Regions from separate parts of the Homo sapiens genome. Here all the other regions are linked to region 3. The links are chromatin contacts, found by Hi-C or POLR2A ChIA-PET in ENCODE. All regions are on one chromosome and are shown on one strand. The core of a region is the stretch at or near the end of the contact, and the rest is flanking DNA. Distances in the headings are between cores, read along the strand shown. Region 1 holds the start of POLR1B (RNA polymerase I subunit B). Region 2 holds the start of ANAPC1 (anaphase promoting complex subunit 1). Region 3 overlaps FBLN7 (fibulin 7).

Region 1 (2,700 bases), core at 102-2,601, 350 kb before region 3:
ACTGCACCCAGCCCGATTAACTTTTAATTAGGAATTTTTTCTCACAGACATGATACTGTAACAATCCAGGCACAATACAAATAACCCCCACCCCTCTAGTCTTTCTAAACAATAAATCTTAATGGCTCCCATATTATTTGCCGAATAGAGTTCAAGAATCAGACTGGCAATCAAAGCTCTCCACATTATCTGTATCCCTATCTCCCACAACACAAATCTTACCCAACAAAACCACAGGTAGGGTCCCCGAAGCATGTGACTCTGCTCTACTCTTCCCCTGGACGAAATGCACGTTTCTCACTTCTTGAACTCATCTAATCCTGCCCTTTCTCAAACTCCTGGATTAGTTGCGCCGCCCATAGGCTCCCGCAGTAGCCCACACAATCCCTTGGCAGAGCAGTTCTCAAGAACATTGGCATGCACTGCTTTCATTATCTTCACCCCTTCAACCCCCAAACACGACAGGGAGCACTTAAATGCATGAACTGTCTCGTACACGGGACTGCCTCCTCCACATCCTCTGAGCCTAGTGCCTGGAGACACTGGGGATGCTTACTAAACGAAGCTTTCCCCCACCATACTCACTTGAATTCTGCTACCATTACTCTACGCTAATAATGCAATTACACTTTTCGATTCAATCTTGCTTTCATGACTCATTTATACCTTCCTCGGCACCTGCTTAATTCATAACAAATGACGAGTAGTTTCTCTCTTTAAAGCTCTAAGAGAAGGAAACTGAAGGATAACCTTGAACATTACACTGTACCTACAAATACGTTCGGGATCTTTCGAGGTACGTTTTGGAGAGGTAAGTCTTCAAGTGATATAAAGCCGTGTGCATTGTGAAGCACATCCCCAGATAAGCCACTTCCTCACTCTCACAGCACCCCGAAACTGTCCAAACTACGGTTCACAATCACTTTTCACTCCAGAATCACGAATACATCTCTTAAGACGCCTCGACTCCAAGTCTCACGAAGGCCAGTACCGCGTCCTGTTTAACATGTTGTGCTCTCCCGCTTACCCACCAAGCCTGTCAGGATCAAGGAGCACATGCATCTGGGGTCATACTGTGACCTCCCAGCCACCTCCCTGGGATTGGCCTCGCCGCGGCAAGGGCGCCGGCGGACGCCGCGCTCACCTGCACCGCGAGGCCGAGACCCTCGTGCACAGCGTAGTTGAAGGACTCCACGTGCGCCCGCGTCAGCTCCTGCAACGCTGCCTTTTGCTGTTCCCGCGGGATTCCATAAGAGGGGTCAGTCAAGTGCTTTAGGCTAGGCCCGCTGGGCAGGTTCCGCCACCGGCTGCCAGGATCCATGTGGCCACCTGCACACCGGACGCCAGTCTCTCGGTACACGCCGGACGCCAGTCTCTCGGTACACGCCGGAAGTAGTGGCCGCAGTCCCGTTTCCGCAGCCTGCTGGGAAATGTAGTTCCCTCTCGTTCCACCCGCCCTAGGCCCTGCGGTTTCGGTTTCTCGGGGTCAACGTAGAACCAAAAACGTCGAGTGAACGGGCCGATTAAGGCCGTGTCCAGCCAGAGCGTGGCGGGCCCTCCCTTTCTCCCATATTCCGCCCCACTCATCTCCCCGCTCGCGAAAGATGCCGCAGGTGGAAACCCGCTCCCCGCCCAGTTGAGCATGTGACCTCTTTGGCTCTCATTGGCTCAGTCAATTAGGATCGGAGGAGAGCGGTCTTCTCAGGCTCTCTTCTGTTTCCCTTCACCTGTTCCCAGTCCCACGCTGATGCCGACCCTGGGGAGTCATCCGGCCAAAGTCGTTGCTTCAACGAAAAAGCGGATGCCGGGCCCCGGGCTGACTCTCTACCCAACTCCTAACTCGCGAGGCTCACCCCTGGGAAGCCAAGGAGTGGTCGGGCCCCGCTAACCTCGTCGCATCTTCCGGACTGGAGGCCTGGGGGAGGCCTGGGGAAGGAGGTGGGAGAGGAGTCGGGCGGTCCCGGATGGAGGGGATGGGGCAGCGGGGCGTCCAACTGGATTTACAGCCTGAATTTCTTTTGCGTTCCTGTGAGCCCCTTACCTCCCCAGAATACTGATTAATCAGGGAATGCCTGCTGGTTTTTCAACTTTATTGTGTTTGTGTTTAACAGCTATATTGCGTTATAACTGGCATACAATAAACCACACATTTAAAGTGTACGCGTTAAGTTTTGACCTATGTATACAACCATGCAGCCATCACCACAATTAAAACAATGAATTAAACCACCACTACCCAGTATCCTCCTGCCCCTGATAGTCCCTCCTTACTGTCAACTTCCCCTTTCCTAGTTCAGCTGGTACTTTTCATTCCTATATCACTTTTTATAAAAAATTCGAGCCGGGAGTCTGTTGCACAGGCTGGTCTTGAACTTCCGGCCTCTAGTGATCCTCTCGCCTTGCCTCCCTAAATGCTGGGATTACAGGCATGAGCCACCGCGCGCGCCCGGCCAACTGAGTAGTTGTAGTTCTTTATATAGCCTATACTAGTCCTTGTCAGATCCATGATTTGCAAATATTTTTCTCCCATTCTGTGGGTTTTTACTTTCTTGCTGGTGTCCTTTGAAGCAAAACGTTTTAATTTTGAAGTGTAGTTTTTTTCTTTTGTTGCCTGTCTTTTTATATCATATCTAAGACATCATTGTGTAATCCAAGGTCATGAGGATTTAAAAAAAAATTTATGGGTACATAATTAGCATA
Region 2 (2,700 bases), core at 196-2,695, 300 kb after region 3:
GTCCCACCAACAGTGTAAAAGTGTTCCTATTTCTCCACATCCTCTCCAGCACCTGTTGTTTCCTGACTTTTTAATGATTACCATTCTAACTGGTGTGAGATGGTATCTCACTGTGGTTTTGATTTGCATTTCTCTGATGGCCAGTGATGGTGAGCATTTTTTCATGTGTTTTTTGGCTGCATAAATGTCTTCTTTTGAGAAGTGTCTGTTCACGTCCTTCGCCCACTTTTTGATGGGGTTGCTAAACTTTTTTTTTTTAAAAAAGTTTAAAATATTGGCCGGGCGCAGTGGCTCACGCCTGTAATCCTAGCACTTTGGGAGGCCGAGGCGGGAGGATCACGAGGTCAGGAGTTCGAGACCAGCCTGGCCATCGTGGTGAAACCCTGTCTCTACTAAAAATACAAAAGTTAGCTGGACGTGGTGGCGGGCGCCTGTAATCCCACCTTCTTGGAAGGCTGATGCAGGAGAATTGCTTGAACTCGGGAGGCGGAGGTTGCAGTGAGCCGAGATTGTGCCACGGCACTCCAGCCTGGGCGAAAGAGCGAGACTCTGTCTCAAGAAAAACACACACACACACACACACACACACACACACACACACAAACAAAAGTTTAAAATATCAATTAGGTATATTTGTATTTAACTGTTTCATGAATCTTTGTTTCTAACCTTTCTCCTATAACCCATTCTTTTTTTTTTTTTTTTTTTGAGACAAGGTCTTGCTCTGTTGCCCAGGCTGGATGGAGTGCAGTGGCGCGATCATAGCTCACTGTGGCCTCAAACTCCCTGCTCAAGTGATCCTCCAGACTCCCAAGCAGCTGGGACTACAGGTGCGCACCACGCCTCCAGGCTAATTAAAAAAATTTTTCTTTTGTGGAGACAGGGTCTCGCTATATTGCCCAGGCTGGTTTCAAACTCTTGGGCTCCAGCAATCCTGTCGCCTCGCCTCCCAAAGTGCTGGGATTACAGGCGCGAGTGGCCGCTGGGGTTCTTAACTTGGGTCTTTGAATCGCCTTAAGAAGTGTCTCTGAATCTGGGAATTGCAAGCAACGTTTCTGTGAGGACCTTCACACAGTTCATCCACTCTTCGAAGAGTATGGACCGAAAAAGGCATAGAGCATTCACTGCACGTAGAGAAAATCAGCAACCCCTGCTCCCCACCCTCAGCCTGAGGTGCCTACCTCCACGTGGGGTCAGGAGGCGGAAGCGAAACCAGAAGAAAAAACCCTGAGATCTATAAGGCAGTTCAGGTCCCTAGTGACATGAGCTAAAGAGAACTTGGACGCCAGGACTGTAGCAGACAGAGTCCGGCTTCGGGGTTCGCATCAGTCGCACGGAAGGTGGAAATAGCCCCCAAGTTGTAACCCGCCGCGGTCTTCCCTCAACAGCGCAGGCGCCAGGACTGCTAGGACGCCGCGCACCTCCCGCGATGCCCCGCCCCGGCGCGAGGCAAGACGGGAAAGTCAAGATGGACGCGTCCATTTGAACGTCTCGCACGCCTTCCTGCCATTAGCACTCGAGCCCGCTGCTGTTGCCCGTTCTTCCTCCAGAATAGGGGAGGGAGAGGGAATGAGAAGCTGCTGCGGCCCAAGAGTCACTGTGAAGGACCCCGCCGCTGCCCTCGGGCCTCCTCGGCCCCTGCGCCTCCGGGGAGCAGCCGGGGCTCGCCGCGCCTGACGCGTCCCGAGTTATACAGGTGCGGGCGCCGTACCGCAGCACTTGGTGGTCTGTCGCGCGCCGCGTGACTCTCGCACCCGTCCCGAGGCCGAGCCTCCCCTGGTGGCCGTAGGTCTGGAAACCCGGGGTACTGGGAACCCGAGGGAGGGCCTTGAGCGTGCTCCGGGGCTGAGGGGGCCTGCGGGCGCTCCTGGCCTGCGGGCTGGGGTGCTCCTTCCGGCTCCTGCTTGCCAACCTCTTTCCTGAGCTGTGCGTAGCATCCCATGTGCAGCCTCAGCTTTCAGACTGGCCTCCAGCCCCTCTGAGCTGTTTTTCTGAGCCTCGGGCTCTCAGCCTGTTTTCACCGTCCTCTAGAAAGGCTGGGGAAGCTCTTGTGGAGACTTAAGCTCCCGTTAGTGTGCATTTGGGTCTCTTTTTTTTTTTTTTGGCAGGGTAGTGTTTGTAGGAATCATTGCTGATACTGTTATTTATAGCATATAAATTTAATAGTATTTTTACGTGTAGCTGTTTATGTTGCACCTAACAAGTAAAAACATTTCTAAAAGTTTGGGGTACTGAAAAAGTATTAAATATGTGGCATTAATCGGTACAAAATGATAATTCTTTAACAATTCTGTAATTTTCTCTCAAAGTTATAAGAAAATAACATTATAAAATTGCAGAACTAAAGTTTCATAAAGTCAAAAGTTCGTTGATGTTGGTTATTCTGTTGAATAAAATATAGGAAGACCAGCTGAATTTTGTTTTCTTTTAAGGTTTTTTTTTTTGTGGGGTTTTCTTTTTTTTTTTTTTTTTGAGAAGGAGTCTTGTTCTGTCTCCTAGGCTGGAGTGCAGTGGCGCCATCTCAGCTCACTGTAACCTCTGGCTCCCGTGTTCAAGCAATTCTCTGCTTCAGCCTCCCAAGTAGCTGGGATTACAGGCGCCCGCCATCACTGTCTGGCTAATTTTTGTATTTTTAGTAGAGATGGGGTTTCACCATCTTGGCCAGGCTGATCTTGAACTCCTGACCTCGTGATCCACCCG
Region 3 (2,700 bases), core at 109-2,608:
AACTATATTACCTGGAAAGGGGTGCAAATGAATTCTGGTTAACCAGTAGTTACTCTTAGTACAGAGTGGAGCTCTGAAAGGACAAAAGAAAAGTTGATTCCATAGAGGAGAGTGAGGAGAGAGCATATAGAGAACAAGACACTCCACAGGGAGAAGTGCCCAGCCATTATCCACAAAAGACCCATCATCCACATCATCCACAAGAAGTGCCCAGCCATCATTGTCCACAGCCATCATCCACATCCTAAGCAGTCAGCCATTTGTACTTTGGTGCTGTGGGCACCGGGGCTGGGTGCGTGATTTCATCAGTGGGAAGCAGGTTTGATGACGGCAGATCTTGGTGATGGAAATTGTTGCTTTAAACTGGGCTGTTTGGCATCAAAGCCCTATCATATACCAGTTTAGAGGGCACCTGCTCTGGAGACTCCCCAAACACTCCCCACCTTCTGGCATGTGAGAGGCTTGTCCCCCTGAACACATCATATCTCAATATATCCCACATATATCCCACATCATATGTCATCATATCTCACATATGATGTGTGTGATGTGTGGGCTGTCCCTAGCCCACAGCTGTGACATCTCCCATTCAGGAACCTGGCCAGGCCCTTAGACTCTTCCGCCTGGTGTTGTGCACATGGGACTGGGTGGTGTGCAGGCTTCTGGCCCAGCATAGCTACATTTAGAAACATAAGGCTGTGGATAATGTTTTAATGAAGTCTTGTAACTTTAGTTTGCATGTCCTTTTTCTGTTGTTAGAGATCGCAGCTGAGCCCATGGGAGAAGAAACATTTCAAAAGCAACTCTTGACTGTGTCTCAACCTTTGTCCAAACAACAGTACAAGAATAAACCATCTTAGAAACCATCTTGATGTAGGGCTTGATCATTGAACTAGTGACACACTTCTGGCTCCATCTCATACCAGGGCAAATACAAAGATTTAAATAAAATATGTGTGAGGAAATCTCACCAGCAGCTTGACATGTAATTAGATAATGAAACTTTCTTACAGCTTCGCTACCTCTTAAGTTTTAGCTTGAATGATCTTCCCCACCCTACCCCATACCCCATCCTACCACACCCCACTCAGCTCTGGCCAGTGTTTTCTCTCTTTGATCACCTGGAGGGCGTCACCCTGTAGTGAATTCATCAGAAACAAAAGGCCATGGAATCTATGACAACTCAAGCATTTTCCTAAACTCTCCACGGCCAGGTATTGTCCTTACCAATCTCCCATGTGGTCAAAACAAATTTATAATGTGGAACAGTCCCAAACATCACCTCTGTGTTCTCTGACTCATTTATTCCAGTGTATCCAACCCAGACAGGAAGAGAGTCAGCCACCCCCTCCTAGAAGGAAGTGGGCTGTCTCATGCTCAGGTAGAAGTCAGGCGGGCAGGAAGGAGCAATCACTTTTATTTTTTCAGTTATATTACCAGGTTATGTATTTGAGATATGATTTCTCAAAAGGGAAGTAACTCAGGCAGAATCCATGCTTTTAACAATGGGTCCTTGGTCTAGAAGGATCTGCGTGGGGTTTAAGGCCCTCCTGTGACTCTCTGATGAGAAGGCAGGCAGGCAGGCATGTCACAGAGGAAAAGGCAGATAAGAACAACGTGCTGGGTCATGGGAGGAGACTCCACTTCCTATGCCACATGCGCAGAGGCATGACTAGGGCCCCCCGCACGACTAGAACCGTTTCATTCATAGCAAGCCTGGCTACAAAAAGGCAGAAGGGCTGATAGTCACCTGACACACATTGCCACCTTTTCTCTCCCCAGCTAGTTCAAACTCACAAGGCCATTTGCACAGCATTTTGGAAAGCCACCCATCCCCTGGATGAAAAAGTTTTAAGAAAGTTAGTGCATAATCTAAGGGAAGGGCCTCAAAGCAGAAAAAAAAAAAGAGTGATGGCAGCAGTTGAGTTTTGTGGCTGCTCTTCCGTGCTATTCCATGGGGCGCCGTGCAACGCTGCCCTAGAAGCCTGGGTGCACTGGTGAGAGGGCGGGAACAGGCGGGAGGCTCCACGCAGTCGGTGCCCGAAGCTGAGCCTTCGGGGAAGAGAAATGAGGTCAGCTCTCCACACCCCAGTGCCCCTGTGTACCCTCAGAAGTCATAGGGGGATACAAAGATGGTGACCTTGGACACGTGGTTGGCCTGGAAGGAGCGGTCCAGGTATTCCGACATGTCGACGTCCACCTCCAGCGTCTGAGGCCCCTCCAGGTTCTGCACAAGGATCAGATCCCCAGTCTGCCGGTCTGAACGCTGCATCACAAAGTGGCCGCGGCTGTTCCCACCCACGATCCCAAACCGCAGGCTGTTGGGCCCAGCTCGGCCGGGGGCAGAGGCTGTGGCCATGCGGAAGAGCGTGATGGGCGTCTTCAGGTTGGAAGGCAGAGAGAGGTAATGGAAGGAGATGGTCTTGGGCAGATGGCGGCAGGGCCTGCTGTCCATGGGGCAGGGGTTCCGCTCACACTGGCTGGAGCGGAGAGGCAAAATGGAGGCAGTCAGCCTTGGGGAGTCTCATGAAGAGCTGCTCTGACCCGGCTGCCCACCTGCCCTCTTGCAGAGGCCACCTAGATGACCTTTCCCAGCCACGGGTCCTTCACCCAGGAGCTATGGAGCTGTGGACGAGTGAATGTAGCTGGTGTCAGGCATGGCAAAGGAAGGGCTGCTGCTTCTGTTCCTGCTCAAGGGTG

Evidence for each region. A loop is a pair of places that touch in the nucleus more often than their neighbours do. ChIA-PET counts read pairs that join two places held with the same protein, here RNA polymerase II (POLR2A). Pooled maps may share reads with other maps.
Region 1: a loop to region 3 is called in a map of CD8-positive, alpha-beta T cell, with 5 times the contacts of the local background. The contact joins the promoter of POLR1B here to the enhancer-like site in region 3. A Hi-C loop is called at or near these places in 1 of 168 maps with a recorded cell type or tissue (CD8-positive, alpha-beta T cell) and 8 of 50 pooled maps. POLR2A ChIA-PET finds 5 or more read pairs at or near these places in 3 of 52 experiments (GM12878, activated T-cell and activated naive CD4-positive, alpha-beta T cell).
Region 2: a loop to region 3 is called in a map of naive thymus-derived CD4-positive, alpha-beta T cell, with 8 times the contacts of the local background. The contact joins the promoter of ANAPC1 here to the enhancer-like site in region 3. A Hi-C loop is called at or near these places in 1 of 168 maps with a recorded cell type or tissue (naive thymus-derived CD4-positive, alpha-beta T cell) and 7 of 50 pooled maps. POLR2A ChIA-PET finds 5 or more read pairs at or near these places in 4 of 52 experiments (Panc1, activated CD4-positive, alpha-beta T cell, activated naive CD4-positive, alpha-beta T cell and 1 more).

Annotation. Positions count from the first base shown.
Region 1 is chr2:112,541,116-112,543,815 of GRCh38, reverse strand. It overlaps POLR1B (RNA polymerase I subunit B), which reads right to left and starts at 1,351. Exons shown (of 15, transcript NM_019014.6): 1 at 1,145-1,351. The coding sequence starts at 1,321. TTL (tubulin tyrosine ligase) reads right to left here. Exons shown (of 7, transcript NM_153712.5): 7 at 2,077-2,700. LOC105373562 (a long non-coding RNA gene) reads left to right here and starts at 1,604. Exons shown (of 2, transcript NR_136321.1): 1 at 1,604-1,613; 2 at 1,738-2,160. RefSeq lists an enhancer at 1,319-1,468.
Region 2 is chr2:111,882,938-111,885,637 of GRCh38, reverse strand. ANAPC1 (anaphase promoting complex subunit 1) reads left to right here and starts at 1,445. Exons shown (of 48, transcript NM_022662.4): 1 at 1,445-1,696. RefSeq lists enhancers at 922-1,071, 1,415-2,208.
Region 3 is chr2:112,186,914-112,189,613 of GRCh38, reverse strand. It overlaps FBLN7 (fibulin 7), which reads right to left. Exons shown (of 8, transcript NM_153214.3): 8 at 1,396-2,480. The coding sequence ends at 2,108. Among named protein-coding and RNA genes, the nearest start is that of FBLN7, 50 kb to the right of the region's middle. Within about 2 kb of position 1,358, at least 6 of the 41 ENCODE cell types and tissues checked have a DNase peak (open chromatin) inside an H3K27ac peak, as active enhancers do; they include CD8-positive, alpha-beta T cell, where a contact is called at or near this core.